Regions from separate parts of the Homo sapiens genome. Here region 1 is linked to region 2. The links are chromatin contacts, found by Hi-C or POLR2A ChIA-PET in ENCODE. All regions are on one chromosome and are shown on one strand. Each heading gives the region's core, a stretch centred on a gene start or an enhancer-like site at or near the end of the contact. The rest is flanking DNA. Distances are from core to core; before and after follow the strand shown. Region 1 holds the start of ID4 (inhibitor of DNA binding 4). Region 2 has its middle 84 kb from the start of LNC-LBCS.

Evidence for each region. Hi-C counts contacts between places; a loop is a spot of excess contacts on that map. ChIA-PET counts read pairs that join two places held with the same protein, here RNA polymerase II (POLR2A). Pooled maps may share reads with other maps.
Region 1: a loop to region 2 is called in a map of ascending aorta, with 2.4 times the contacts of the local background. The contact joins the promoter of ID4 here to the enhancer-like site in region 2. A Hi-C loop is called at or near these places in 3 of 168 maps with a recorded cell type or tissue (IMR-90, aorta and ascending aorta) and 4 of 50 pooled maps. POLR2A ChIA-PET finds 5 or more read pairs at or near these places in 9 of 52 experiments (AG04449, AG04450, BJ and 4 more).

Annotation. Positions count from the first base shown.
Region 1 is chr6:19,831,248-19,838,639 of GRCh38, forward strand. ID4 (inhibitor of DNA binding 4) reads left to right here and starts at 6,123. Exons shown (of 3, transcript NM_001546.4): 1 at 6,123-6,948; 2 at 7,337-7,392. The coding sequence starts at 6,508. The coding sequence ends at 7,381.
Region 2 is chr6:19,717,513-19,724,595 of GRCh38, forward strand. No RefSeq gene overlaps it. Among named protein-coding and RNA genes, the nearest start is that of LNC-LBCS, 84 kb to the right of the region's middle. RefSeq lists enhancers at 1,479-5,167, 1,607-2,806. Within about 2 kb of position 2,244, at least 2 of the 41 ENCODE cell types and tissues checked have a DNase peak (open chromatin) inside an H3K27ac peak, as active enhancers do; they include ascending aorta, where a contact is called at or near this core.

The DNA.
Region 1 (7,392 bases), core at 4,873-7,372, 120 kb after region 2:
AGTAGACCATCTTCAATATGGAATAATGAGGCTTCTTATCTTCCCCACCCAGTGGGTGTTTGTACCAAGGCAGCAGAGGCTGCAACAGGAGTGAAGCAGAGAAGCAAGAGTACAGAACATGGCTTTAGTTTTTGCAAAAGGGAGAAACATTTCAAATAATTAGATAGGGTCCTCCTTGAAGCCTTAAATCCATGTCATGCCATACAAACCAAGAAAGAGTGAATGTGTTTTTTAGTGTAGTCCATTTCCAACAAGTGATGAAATATGTTAATGAGTAACCACAATAGCTGAAATATTAAATTAGTCTCATGACTGCTTTGGAGGGTATTTCACTACCGTTCAGTTCATGCTGTGATACCTAGCTGACAACAATATGATACAGAGTTAGTAAGATAATAAACACATTCATCATTCTCAGGCTCCATTGTGGCCCTTGGATAGAAGGTTTCATTTCTCTTGGGTAAATACCTAGGAGAAGAACAGATGGGCCATATGGTATCTATATGTTTAACTTTAAGAAACTGTCAAATTGTTTTCCAAAGTAATTTTCCTCATTTTACATTCCCACCAGCAGTGTACGATAGTTCCAGTTGCTCCATATACCAGCACTCAGTATGTTCCGTCTTTAATTTTGGCAGTTCTGGCAGGTGTGTAATGGTGTATCATTATAGTTTGGATTTGTATGTCCCAAATGACTAATGATGTTTAGTATCTTCCATGTGCTCATTTGCCATTTTTATTTCTTCCTCTTTTTTTTTTTTTTTTTTTTTTGAGACAGGGTCTCACTCTACTGTTCAGGCTGGAGTGCAGCGGTGCGATCTCAGTTCACTGCAGCCTCAACTACCCACCCAGGATCAAGCGATTCTCCCACCTCAGCACCACCACCACCACCTCACCCACCCCGCCCCCCCAGTAGCTGGGACTACAGGCGTGCACCACCATGCTCAGCTAATTTTTTGTATTTTTTGTAGAGACAGGGTTGCACCATGTTCCCCAGTCTGGTCTCGAACTTCTAGGCTCAAGCAATTCGCCTTGCCTCAGCCTTCCAGAATGCTGGGATTATAGGGGTGAGCCATGGCACCTGGCCTATTTCTTCTTTATTGGATTGTATGTTCTTTTGCCTACTTTTTAATTAAGTTGTTTATTTTCTTATTATTGTGTTGAAAGCTCTTTATATACAGTATTCTGAGTACAGGTTCTTTATATGTTTGGATACAAGTCCTTTTTGAAGAAATTCACAAACTGATTCTAAAATTCATATGGAAATGCAATATCCCCAGAATAGCCAAAACAGCTTTGAAAAAGAACAGAGCTGGAGGATCAATGCCTCAACACTATCTGATTTCAAGCCTTATTATAAAGCTATAGTAATCAAGAAAATGTGGTAGCAGCCAGAAACAGAGTGACACATACACACCATACACAATTAATTTTTAACAAAGGTGCAAAGGCAATTCTTTGGAAAACAGGTAGACTTTTCGACAGAGTGCTGAAACAATTGGATCTACAAATGCAAAATATTAATTTCAACCCATATCTTGCACCACATACAAAAATAACCTCAAAATGGATCATAGACCTACACATAAAACAGAAAACAAAGACTGGAGACATAATTTGTGGGTCCTAATGCAAAATGAAAATGCAGGTTCCCTTGTTCAAAAATTACTAAGAATTTCAAGAAGGCAAGAGCACTAACCCAAGCATACAGCTCTTCTGAGTGCAGGACCCTGTGTGACTGCATAAGCTACACACCATGCAAGCAACCCTACCTAAGAAATATAAAAATTCTAGAAGAAAACCTATGAGAAAACCTTTGTTACCTGAGCTATGAAAGATTTCTTAGATAGATCCAATATCAAAAATATGAGCCATAAAGGAACAAACTGATAAACTAGACACCAACAAAATTTAGGGTGGGCATGGTGGCTCACACCTGTAATCCCAGCACTTTGGGAGGCCAAGGTGGGCAGATCACCTGAGGTCAGGAGTTCAAGACCAGACTGAACAACATGGTGAAACACCATATCTACTAAAAATACATAACTAGCCAGGTGTGGTGGTGGGCGCCTGTAATCCCAGCTACTTGGGAGGCTGAGGCAGGAGAATTGCTTGAACCTGGAAGGCGGAGGTTGCAGTGAGACAAGATCATGCTATTGCACTCCAGCCTGGGCAACAAGAGTGAAATTCTGTCTCAAAAAAAAAAAAAATCAAAACTTCTGCTCTAAAAGAAGATTGTGAAGTAAATGAAAAGTCAGTCCACAGACTGAGAGATATTTGCCAAAAATGGTAATACATTGTAACATGGTTTGCCCACTTATGTGCCAACCACTGTTCTAAGAACTTTACTGAATTTCTTTTACAGAGACCATATATATAATATGTGTATCTCATAAACACCTTATGAAGTAAATGCAATTTTAATCATTCCAAATATGAAAGGTATAGGAATTTAAGAACCCAGCTGAATGATATAAAACTAATAAGCAAAGAGGCCAAAATTGGGGCTTAGGCTGTCTCACTTCAGAGTCCATGCTGTTTATATCTCCTAAGGTAAAAACAAATTCCACTTATTTCTCCCCATTTTTCTGTCTTTTAATCTAAGGGGGGCTTTCAAAAAGTCACTTCTTATTTAAACCAACTACCTTTAAAACTCCCCAAACAAGGCATTTTTGACAGCCACATCTGCCCAGCCATGTTCAACGTACAACGTCCTCTTCCTACAAGCCTTTTCCAGGACCTAGCAAACTAAGGGGTTATCAGCATTTCCGGGACTAGTATCAGCAATCCAAGGGTAGCACAAGTAATTTTGTAACACTTAGTGCCTGATAAAGCAGCCTTGAGCTTGAATTGCCACATTGCCCAACTTACTCTTTGGGAGCAAGGGACAGTCCTGCTGCAGAGTACATAGTGGTTTCTTATGCCCTCAAAGAATGCATGTGCCTCTTTCTGTGACGACAAATCTACAGAGTGACCAAGGCATTGGAACATTCACGTTTATCTGTGTATGAGTACACTCACTGTTTCCCTGGAGGCTATGGAGAAACAAGTATCAAGTCCTAAAAAGGCACTGGGAATGAAGAGCACAATATGCTTCCATACCCTTGCTTCATGTAAACACAGGGTGACTATGACTTCTAAAGGCCTGGGTGTTGCAGTTCAGTGAGGGCCTGATTTAGTAGCTAGAATACATCTCAGGGAGGACAGCAGACCTCTTTGTCTGGAGGAAGGGTGTATCCATGACTCTGGTCATCACGGCTTTCTAGCAATTCTCCTATGAATGTTTCATTCTAGGTTCCTACTGAGGTATATTTTGGGAGTCTCGAGCATTTCCATGACAAAAGGATTTGGGTTAGCCCATTTTACTTTTACAAGTGCAAGTGAAACACTTTGATGTAAAAGAGTCACCAACAGACTAAGTTACCTTCTCTGCACAGTAGAAATAACATAGCTTGTAAGGTTTATCCAAAATCTGAGTGATAATTGGGTAAACTGTTTTGAATTATCAGTGCCAGGAATCTTCCATGATTGCAGCTTTGATGTCATGTAAGTGTCTATGTCTAAGAATACAAAAACATACATTGCATAGCCCCTAGTACTCTCTGGTTTCATGGACCAAAACGTGCAGGATTGTATTCCTTATTCCCATAGTATATGGTAGCACTTTAATTTTTTAATGTCTTCATGCCTTCCAACCTTCAAAACAAGGAGCACAGTAACTGCCTCTGCCTACTCTGCTAGCAGGATTTACGGATCACATCTTTCCTGGGTATTCTTGATCTTGTGGCTGAGGTACATTCCTTTGAAACCACCTCTTCCACCCCACCCCACACAGAGTAACTCAGTCTTTCTAACTTTAAGCCAGTCACACAGAGCATCTCCAACAAAACCTGAAACTTAGGCATTTGGCGCTTGTCACACCCAAGGCATGGCTTTCTGAGATTTAGCAAATTCCAAAAAGGTCGATATGATTCTTCCTTTGTGTTACGTATTCAAAACTTAAATTTTAATTTTAATCGTTAGGATATGTAAAATGTTTAAATGTAAGTGTGTCCTGGGCATATTAGCATAGTTTTATTTTGCCAAACAGAGGAAAGTCTTGGGTTTTGAATTTGGAAGCAAATTTTAAACTCTAGGAAAGAGAAAGATCAATGGAACAAAACATCTGTACATATATCCATTTATTATTATCGTCTGTGCTCATATGACTGGCTCCAAGATAATAGCTTACAACCAGTAGTGCTGGCTTCACCGACTTCCCATTTAAAATTACAACATTTTCTCTGTATTTGCATTAATTTAATGATGTATATGACTATGCCTGTCTTTAGAAGAAAGCCCTTCTGAGTTTCATAATTCTGATTTTCTCGATTAATGTGTATGTAGACCATCTACGTATGCACATAAATAAATGAGAATGGCACTTGTTTCCAAACAATTATTAGAAGCAGTAACATACAAGGATTAGGGGAGAGGAGGGTTATTGCATCTACCTGTGAAACCAGAATTAAATAGTTGCTCCTCATTTCATCAGGAGAAAGGAATGTGCTCTGGGGAATAGTGCGATAGTCATAAAGCACTGACATAGCTAAACAAAATATCTGCCTGGTGCAGGTATTTCAGTTCTGGGAATGGATGTAGAAAAAGTCCATATAGGGGTAGACAGGAAGAAATGAGGTCCATGTCTCTTTCTTTCAATTATCTATGAAAATGAAGACACCAATCCATGTCATGTACACGAATGAAGAAAATTCTTGGGTTAATTCATCTCCAAGCGTGTCTAAAGGTGGGAGGGTTTGTAGAGTGAAGGCACTCAAAATTCATTTCCCCATTGTCTGAGAATTTTTATGCACCTTTCTCATCTGAAGGGCTCAATTTTTTCTTGAAGGGTACACACAATGCTCCACCAAAGCTCATTGTGCAATTTTATTTTGAACCCTTGAAGGACAGCTTTTCTCTAAGAAATCTAACACAAAAACGCCCTTAATTAACAGGCTTTTTTTTGCAGGGTGGGGCCCAAGCGGGATCCCAGAGACTGGAAGTGTGAATTTTAATGCTTTGCTGTCAAAGGAGGCGACTCTGGACATTCTCATCACCTTATTTAAAGCGGGGTACGCTGACTAATACGTGAAGCTGTGCATTAATGGCCTAAATTAAGTTACAGGTATGAATTTTACATAAAACAGATTAATATTATATGTCATAATGGAATTTTAAATATTCCGTGTCCATGCATTTTTAATCTTTACGTGCTCTAATTGAATGCGCAAGGCAACTGCATTTCTTGAGCCCACTTTTGCATTTAGATGGGGTAAAAGAACCCCCCCCACGTTTTTGTTTTATTTATATTCCCTTCACCAAAAACCTGCATTCGATTCGGCATTCTTTTCCTTCTTTTTTTTTCTACTTTTGCTAAGCTTTAGCATTTTTTAAAAAGAAAACGGAAAGGCTACACATTCCATTCCATCATTATGGTTTCGGCAAATGTGAAAAGGCGAATAATGAAACGGAGGAGGGAAATATAGAACAGAATGAACGTGCCTTCTTGAACAGCGCGTCTTTCTTAAGGCACTGGAATCCCACGGATGGAGTGATGGGTGGCGGAGGGTCCCTGGGCGCCGTGCTATTAGGAGTGGCAGGGTATCCGCGAGCAGGGCCCAGGCGCTCCCTCAGCAGCCTAGTCGGGATAAGGGGGGCGGTGGAGAGTGAATTCCGGCCGCACATTCCCGCAGTTCTTCGCAGGAACTTCGCTCTCTCTTTTCCCCTCCCTTGGGCACACATCAGCCTGGCCCGACTCCCACTCAGCTCTCTTTTCTCAGAACCCCGACCCACAGCGTTGACGGAATGGAGTGCCCTTCCCATTGGCCCGAGCGTCATTCCCCGAGGTGGCACTGCCCGCCTGATTGGCTGGCCACTCCAGACCCCCCGCCCACTCCTCCACTCGGGTAGCCGGACTCCCCGCCCCCCAGCACCGCCCGGAGCCCCCGCCCTCGCCTCTCCCTCCGCGCCCCCGCCCGCGCGCCCAGCGGGCTCCGCTCGGCTCGCGCTGCGACCCGGCCCGCGCGCTGGTCCCGCCCCCGGGGCGCACGGCTCTATAAATACAGCTGCGCGGCGGGCCGGGCGAGAGCGTAGTGGAGGAGGCGCGGTTGTGAGTAGTACCGGGAGTGGGGTGATCCCGGGCTAGGGGAGCGCGGCGGCCGCGATCGGGCTTAGTCGGAGCTCCGAAGGGAGTGACTAGGACACCCGGGTGGGCTACTTTTCTTCCGGTGCTTTTGCTTTTTTTTTCCTTTGGGCTCGGGCTGAGTGTCGCCCACTGAGCAAAGATTCCCTCGTAAAACCCAGAGCGACCCTCCCGTCAATTGTTGGGCTCGGGAGTGTCGCGGTGCCCCGAGCGCGCCGGGCGCGGAGGCAAAGGGAGCGGAGCCGGCCGCGGACGGGGCCCGGAGCTTGCCTGCCTCCCTCGCTCGCCCCAGCGGGTTCGCTCGCGTAGAGCGCAGGGCGCGCGCGATGAAGGCGGTGAGCCCGGTGCGCCCCTCGGGCCGCAAGGCGCCGTCGGGCTGCGGCGGCGGGGAGCTGGCGCTGCGCTGCCTGGCCGAGCACGGCCACAGCCTGGGTGGCTCCGCAGCCGCGGCGGCGGCGGCGGCGGCAGCGCGCTGTAAGGCGGCCGAGGCGGCGGCCGACGAGCCGGCGCTGTGCCTGCAGTGCGATATGAACGACTGCTATAGCCGCCTGCGGAGGCTGGTGCCCACCATCCCGCCCAACAAGAAAGTCAGCAAAGTGGAGATCCTGCAGCACGTTATCGACTACATCCTGGACCTGCAGCTGGCGCTGGAGACGCACCCGGCCCTGCTGAGGCAGCCACCACCGCCCGCGCCGCCACACCACCCGGCCGGGACCTGTCCAGCCGCGCCGCCGCGGACCCCGCTCACTGCGCTCAACACCGACCCGGTGAGAGGCCGGGCGCCGGCCGTGGGCGGACGCCGCGGGGGATGGGAGGTTGGTGGCGTGGTGGCGGGACGCGGGCGCTCACCGTCCTCCGGGCAGGGGCGGGCCAGGAATGACAGCCCCCTCCCCCTGCTCCTCCGGGCTCCCCCGGGCCGCCAGCAGCCGGCCGGGCTCGGCGAGCGCGGGTCCGGGAGAACGCGCAGGGCGGGACTCGGGGCTGTGGGCGCCCTGGGCTGTCAAGTCCCGCCTGAGCCCGGAGGGGCCCCCCCGGCTACAGGCTGGGGTGGGGGCGTCGGCGCGCCAGCCTGATTTCCGAGGACAATCCAGGACCGTGTCGAGCGCGTTGTTTGCGCCTGCTAACCTTTCCCTTGGTGTTCGGTTGCTGTTCCAGGCCGGCGCGGTGAACAAGCAGGGCGACAGCATTCTGTGCCGCTGAGCCGCGCTGTC
Region 2 (7,083 bases), core at 994-3,493:
CAGCCTACTTGTACTCTTCAGGGTTGTTGAGTTTTTTCCCTATCTGTATTTCAGCAATTCTAACTATTAATACATAACCCATAGGGTTTGACACTACAACGAGTCAAACAATCTGATAACTTAAAAATCACATTGGGGCCGGGCGCGGTGGCTCACGCCTGTAATCCCAGCACTTTGGGAGGCCGAGGCGGGTGGATCACGAGGTCAGGAGATCGAGACCATCCTGGCTAACACGGTGAAACCCCGTCTCTAATAAAAAAATACAAAAAATTGGCCAGGTGTGGTGGCGGGCGCCTGTAGTCCCAGCTACTTGGGAGGCTGAGGCAGGAGAATGGCGTGAACCCGGGAGGCGGAGCTTGCAGTGAGCCGAGATCGCACCACTGCACTCCAGCCTGGGCGACAGAGCAAGACTCTGTCTCAAAAAATAAAGAAAAAAAAGAAAAAGAAATCACATTGGATTAGGAAACAAATCTACAATTGACCTGGATTTCTTTTTTTCTACCTAAACCCACTATAAATATAATATGTCACAATTCTGTCCAAAGAATTTTACGTTCCTGTCCACTGCACTGAAAATTAGAGATAGGCTCTCACAGAGGAAAAGCGATGCAAAACAAAGACTCTCAACAGCCTGAATGGAAATTTCTAGAAAAAATATGGTTCAGGTGGTAACTTCTTATCCGTTAAGAAGGACCAGTAACACTGATTCTGTCAGACATATCTTCTCTCATTTCCAGAAGTTTGGATTATTTCTAGATTTTTCTATCTCTTTCTCATCACCTACTCCTTTAGTTCCCTGCTTATCAAATGAGTGCTTTTCTGGCTTTACATTGATCATCGCCAATTTTTACTTTTCTTCTTTCTTGTTTTATTTGGCCATTGTTGTCCAAGAGAGCTAAACTTTGCCATCCTGTTTTGCCAATAGATTCTATCATTTATTTCAATATTTCCTGTCAGATATTAGTACCTGACTTGATGGATTTTCTATTTTGTATGTGTTAGTAATGAATATTAGTGTTTATAATCTTCTTTAAAGCTCAGAATTTATTTTAAAGGGAACTATTAAATCTTTAGGTTGGTGATACTGATCTATGTTTTAATGATGGAAAGCTGGGGAAAAATAATTTTAAATTAAACCTCACACCATTAACAGAGGCAGCATGAAGTGTTAGAAATTAAATTGCTTGTAAGTGGAGGTTATAACCCAGGTTCTGTAACAAACTCTGGGTGACTTTGAGCATGTGTCACTTAACCTCTTTGGGCCTTAAGTATCATCATCTGTATGTTAAAAGATTTTCAAGAGACAGAACATAGGTCTCTCTATTTCTGCTTTTGTTTGGCTCTCAATCCATTAATCCATAAATCCTCTTTGAGCTCCTGTGTGACTCTGATGCAACATTGATTGTCTACAATGACCAATAGCCAAGATCCACCCGGCCTGTGATTCCCACAGCTGTGAGACTCAGCTCTGAATCTTGAGTTGCCAAGGCACAGAGATTCTCTTATTATTTCTTTACTATTTCCTAATGGCTCTTTTGGTTTTCAAGGCACAGAAAGAATTCTCCTGACAGATGCTTCCACTGGGTGCAAGTAGCCCTGCTGCATAAACTTCTCCTATGCAACAGCTGATGGAGTTGAGTTTCACTGTGTCCATAGATGTCCAACACCATATTTAGGAATTTCCCAGACTCTCATTCTTCCCCAAATTCCCACCCAAACTGCACCCCTGTGGAACAGAAGTGAAAATTGACTAAGAATGTTATTCAGAATCAAATGGGAAAGTTTCCACAGCTCCAGGTAATAAAAGTAAAAAGACAGGGTGATCTTTGAATTCCTCTGGAGAAAAATTAAAATGTTCTTTATTAGTTGCTATAGTGTCCAAGGAAAGCCTCCTCTCACCCTTTTTTTTTTTTAAATAAGGGCTTCTCCTTCCTACACAGTTCTTTTAATACAAGTGAAAAATTCCAAATTCCTCATTTGTTTAGCTTGAAAATCCCCTGCACATTCCCACAAACTACTTCCTTTTCTCTCTTTTTAGCAAGACTCCCCTCTCTTTAATGAAGAGAAGTTCAGAGGGTTTTTCCCATGAATAGATGGCAGGCACCTGGGAGTTATGAATTTTAAAGTGATCATTTTCTTTCAGCCATGCTGGACAATGGGCATCTCCTTTTGACTCACTTTCACAGCTTTGAGAGGCTCTCAGATCAGCCACATTCCAATCGGACTGGAGTCAGATCAGAGCTGTGCTGGACCGCATCAAGGTCTCGCACAGAAAGACAAGGAGCAGATGGCCGGCACCGAGCCCTCCTCCCCCTTTCAGCGTGCAAAGGCAGGCAATGTGGGAAAGCGTTCGCCCGGCATTGCCTATTGATCCCTGAATAGAACCACCGCATGCCACCAGCCTGTAGGTATGAACCTCTGTTAACAGATGGTGAGATCATTATGAGCAATTAATTCCTTTAATGTATCAGTGGGAACATGTTGGAAAAGATGATGCAAGCACTGAGTGAATAGTGAACTTCTCACTCCTGGGGGAGCACGCAGGATCTACCTTGGGGGGTGCTGGGAATATCTTCCCAGGCTGCATCTATATCCCAGGCTGGAGACAGGAGCTGGGAACTGACTCCACAGAACAGAGGTGTGGTTTTCATTAACTAATTGTGAATCCTTGCCTTTCTTCATGATTAATGCCAGATTTGTCTCTAGGTCATTTTTATGTATACATAAGAATCATCCAAAACACAGAAACAAACAAAAACAATGTTGGTCAGTAAGTCCAAGATGCATGGGGAATTGTTTCACAGAAATCAGCAAAGTATCAGGTCATGGGTCACATTTGCTAAACACAAATATGGTTGTGACAGTTCTAAATTGAAAATAAATGTTGCTTTTGACAAAGATAAAAGAATGATAAAAATATGCACAGCCCAGCATTGGAGTAAGGAAGACAATGTTTGGACGTGTTATAAATTAGTACTTTTAAAAGAGGATTTAAAAAAAAAATGAACCCACATATATAATGAATTGGAGCAAATGACACATGTAGCAAATTATTTCCCCCAGCATAAGCTGGAATAATTTTTAGATCTCAGTAACAATATGAGAATGACTATCAGTGGCCAACTGAAAAAACCTGGTACCCTGTTATTCAGAAATGGCTCTGAGTACTAATCAGTGCAATAACAATGGCGTTTTTACATGTTTCCCGACTTTTTTTTTTTTAATATTTCATAGTGGAGGTGTTTTTCTTTCACAGGAAAAAGAAAAATCTTCTAACACAGTATGGATCATTGGGCAGAAGACAGAAAATACAGAAACAGGAAATACAGGCAACTATTCACTTAATTCATATTTAAATGACACTTTCTGCTTGTAATTAAGACACTCAAGTAGTGTCTCTGTTCATGAAATTTACATAACTGTACAATAGCTTGCCTAAATGAACAGCAAATGGCAGTTAACTTTGAAGTGTATTATCTTAATTGAATAAATCTGGCTTTAATTCAATAAATTAAAAACATAGAAAAAATATCGCAAAGACTTTTAAAAACAGACTTGCCACCCCCCATAAATACAGCATGGTACTGTTTATAGCTGTGTTGGAATGCTCGGACATTTTCCAGTATGATTTTAGAACTCTAAAAGCATTCCGGTACACACTCACTGTTTTTCCATCATTGTTTCCAAAGCAAATCAATGTCACTTTCTGGAAATCATTGATAAGAATATCTGAACACGAAATCAAAACACATAAGCTTGCTTATATGAGATGGTTCCTCATCTGGGCTTCCAATTTCTCCATCTCCATGGGAAATCTGGTCTTTCTCTTTTTCAATTCTGTATCACTGAGTGTCCTATGACATAGAGAAAAGACTAAATAGAGGAAAATCGTTTTCTTGCATAGGAAATACACGTTCCCATCACTTTTCCATTTAAATCAGATTTACATGGATCATAAATCCCTTCAGCATAGGAGAACTGACAGAAGATGCTAAATTCTCCCCTCCCAAAGTTTGTTGCTTTAATCAGCACCATCGTGTTTCAGTGATTATATAGTTAAGGAGAAGAAATCATGCAATATGTTTTTATTTGCATGAAATAAGTTAATTAGGCACCACCTGTGCCTTGTATCAGTCAACTAGGGGAAAAAAAAGGCAGGAGAACACAGGTGTTCTAAGAGCATCATAGTAGATTTTATACATTAACTTAAAAATTCTAAAACCTAAAATCACTTATCAGAATCCAGCAGCGCATATTGCTAAGGAATAACCCATGCACGATTGCGCACGCACACACAGACACACACACACACACACACACACGCACACACACACAGATATAAATAAAAATCGCTGTGAAGAAATTCCTGGTTTCTTGGCTAGCAAGAAAAAAAAGGTCGTAATTCATTCTTTCCTCGTTCTCACAGTGTTCACTATTGTACCATCTGCAATATACAATGTACATGCTCAGCCATAACCCATACGGCTGGAAAAGAAGCATTCACACTGTGAATTACCATTTTTCCCAGCATCTAGCTCTAGTCAAAGACAGCACAATAATAAACTAGAAGCTCCTTTGTCTGTTAAACATTGTTCTTCATTACTACATGAAAAGCAAATTGTCTTTGTATAGAGGAAGAGTGGCACACACGGCCATGGGAGTGGGGGAAGGGATTTGTCTCTCTCACTGACCACCTCACAGCCACGGCGGCCATTCTTCTTTCTCCACTTGCCCACCCAACTATGCCTTGGAAATTACTTCATCTGCAAGCCCATTGGGGATAGATCCCTTGCTCCATTGAGTGAGATGTTGGATTAGAGACTCATGGTATGCTTTTACACTGAATGTCCTGACACTTACATCCACAGATACATATTTTTAAAATCAATTTGGTCTGTCACTTTTTACTTTTTTATGAGAAGTGAAGCTTATCCCAGACATTCTTTTTTTCTGGGCTAAATATACTCAGCAAGTTATTGTGGGTTGTTTGGGCTCCTAAGAGCCAAGTGAAAAGCAAGCGAGGAAGAAAACCAAGAAAATATTTGGAGCAGCAGATATAGATAAAAATGTAAACATATAGCTATAGCACATAGTAATGCTTACTATGAAAGTTAAGAAAATGTATACATTAGACCAGAACTAACTCATCCAATGAAAGGGTCCTTGTAATGGAAATCGGTCACTTATAAGAAATTAATGATGGCCTAAAGGTTTTTTATTCTTTTGGATTTAACAAATTCCAACAAATCTTTCACCCAATGAACTTGCTTACAAAAACTTTACCAAATTAAACTTTACCAAACAAAAACTTTACCAAATTAAAATATCATGACAGATAGACATGAAGGCCAATGGGCAAACTCAAGTCCTTATTTCAAATGTCAAAGAAAATTGCTTCTTTGTGACACCTCGTTTCACTCTCAATGGATCATTGCCATAGTGTGTTGCTGGAAAGGTGTGCCAGGAGATGTAGAAGGGTGCTCTGACAGGCATAAAGTGAGCGGCAAAAGTCAGATCTGTAGAATTAACCGTACTGGATAGGGACTGGCTGAACAAAATAAACCACCTGATTATCAGTCCCAAAGTAGTTCAGTTTGTGTGTTCACTGTTAAAAAGAAGCCGAGATCTCATCAGAGACTAGTAAAAATCACTGGGGAGAGAATGTCCAAAGATAAACTGTGGACATAAAACAGCTGTTTCTATATTGGCGGGTTTTGCAGTAGACTTTGTGATTGCTAGTTTTCCTCCCTTGCATGGGAATAATACTTGGCTCACCGAGTTGTCATTAAGCTTCAAAAACATTATATGTATAAAATAACTCCAATAATTTCCCGTATATAGTAGGTTCACAATAAGTGCCAGTTGCCTTTTCAGATGCAGATTAACATTTGATTTTAATTTAGGAAGAAAAGAACTTAATTGCCAAGTACCATGTTCACATTCGTTCTCTTACAGGAGACATAATTTTTTATTTTTAATGTGCCATACTTGACAACCTGAGAACTTATGATTGTGAAGTAATCATAATGATTCCTCCCAACTTTGAAATGCTGTTATTCTGGAATATTCCCCAATTTCTAAACTTTATATACTCAACCCAGAAAATAAGTCTATTCTCCTAGAGGTCACAACTATAATCTATCTAAAGAGAAGCCTGCTTATGTATTTTTACCATGTGACATGTGACTTAGGGCTAGCTTTGACTTAGGCAGGCCCATTCTATGTAAACATGATGCTGACATCACCAGGAGACAGAGGAAGAATCTCAGTCCATGCCCATGAGAAAGTGGTAAAAATACATGAGTCACATTAGAAACATCTGTCTTCAATCCCAAATTAAGGACTTCCCAGAATAAGGGACAACTTGTGGACCACATGATCTGCTCTCCAACTTGAACTATTTGCTTATTTGTCTTAATTCTATGAATATATAAAAAATAGCTAATGGTTTCCCTTTCTTAATAATACTGCATTTCCTTGAGAGTTTGCATGCTGGTTTCCAAATTGTTACAACAAATATATTTTTTTAATTTTCAGCTCGAATGCCCCTTCTTAATTTAGAATGACAATATTTGTTCCTCAACTCATAAAACAAAGCATTTATTAACAGTCCCTATAATTCTGCTTTTTGTCACTTGCAGGGAAACATGTTGAACTTACTGACTGTAGATCTTCACATTTAAGATTCTCCCTTTTCAATATCTTTTTTCTCTTCTTCTCCATGGGCCCTTCTTCATCGTTTCAAACATACATAGATATCCTCAGTCTAGAGCAGTTGTTCTAACCTGGGGACAATTCTACCTCTAGGGGACATTTAACAATGTCTGGAATCATTTTTGTTGTCAAATTGGGTGGAGGGGTGATACTGGCATCTGGTGGGTAGAGGTCAGAGCTGTTGCAGAATTTCCTACAATGCACAGGGTAGCCCCATTGCCTGTCCCCACAACAAAGAATCATCCAGCTCAAAATATCAATTGTTTCAAAGTGGAGAAGCCCTCATCTAGAGGGGAAAACAAATGTTTTTAAAAACTAGTTGTATATAATTTTTGCATCTAGCTACTCCCTACACATCCTTTATTTCAT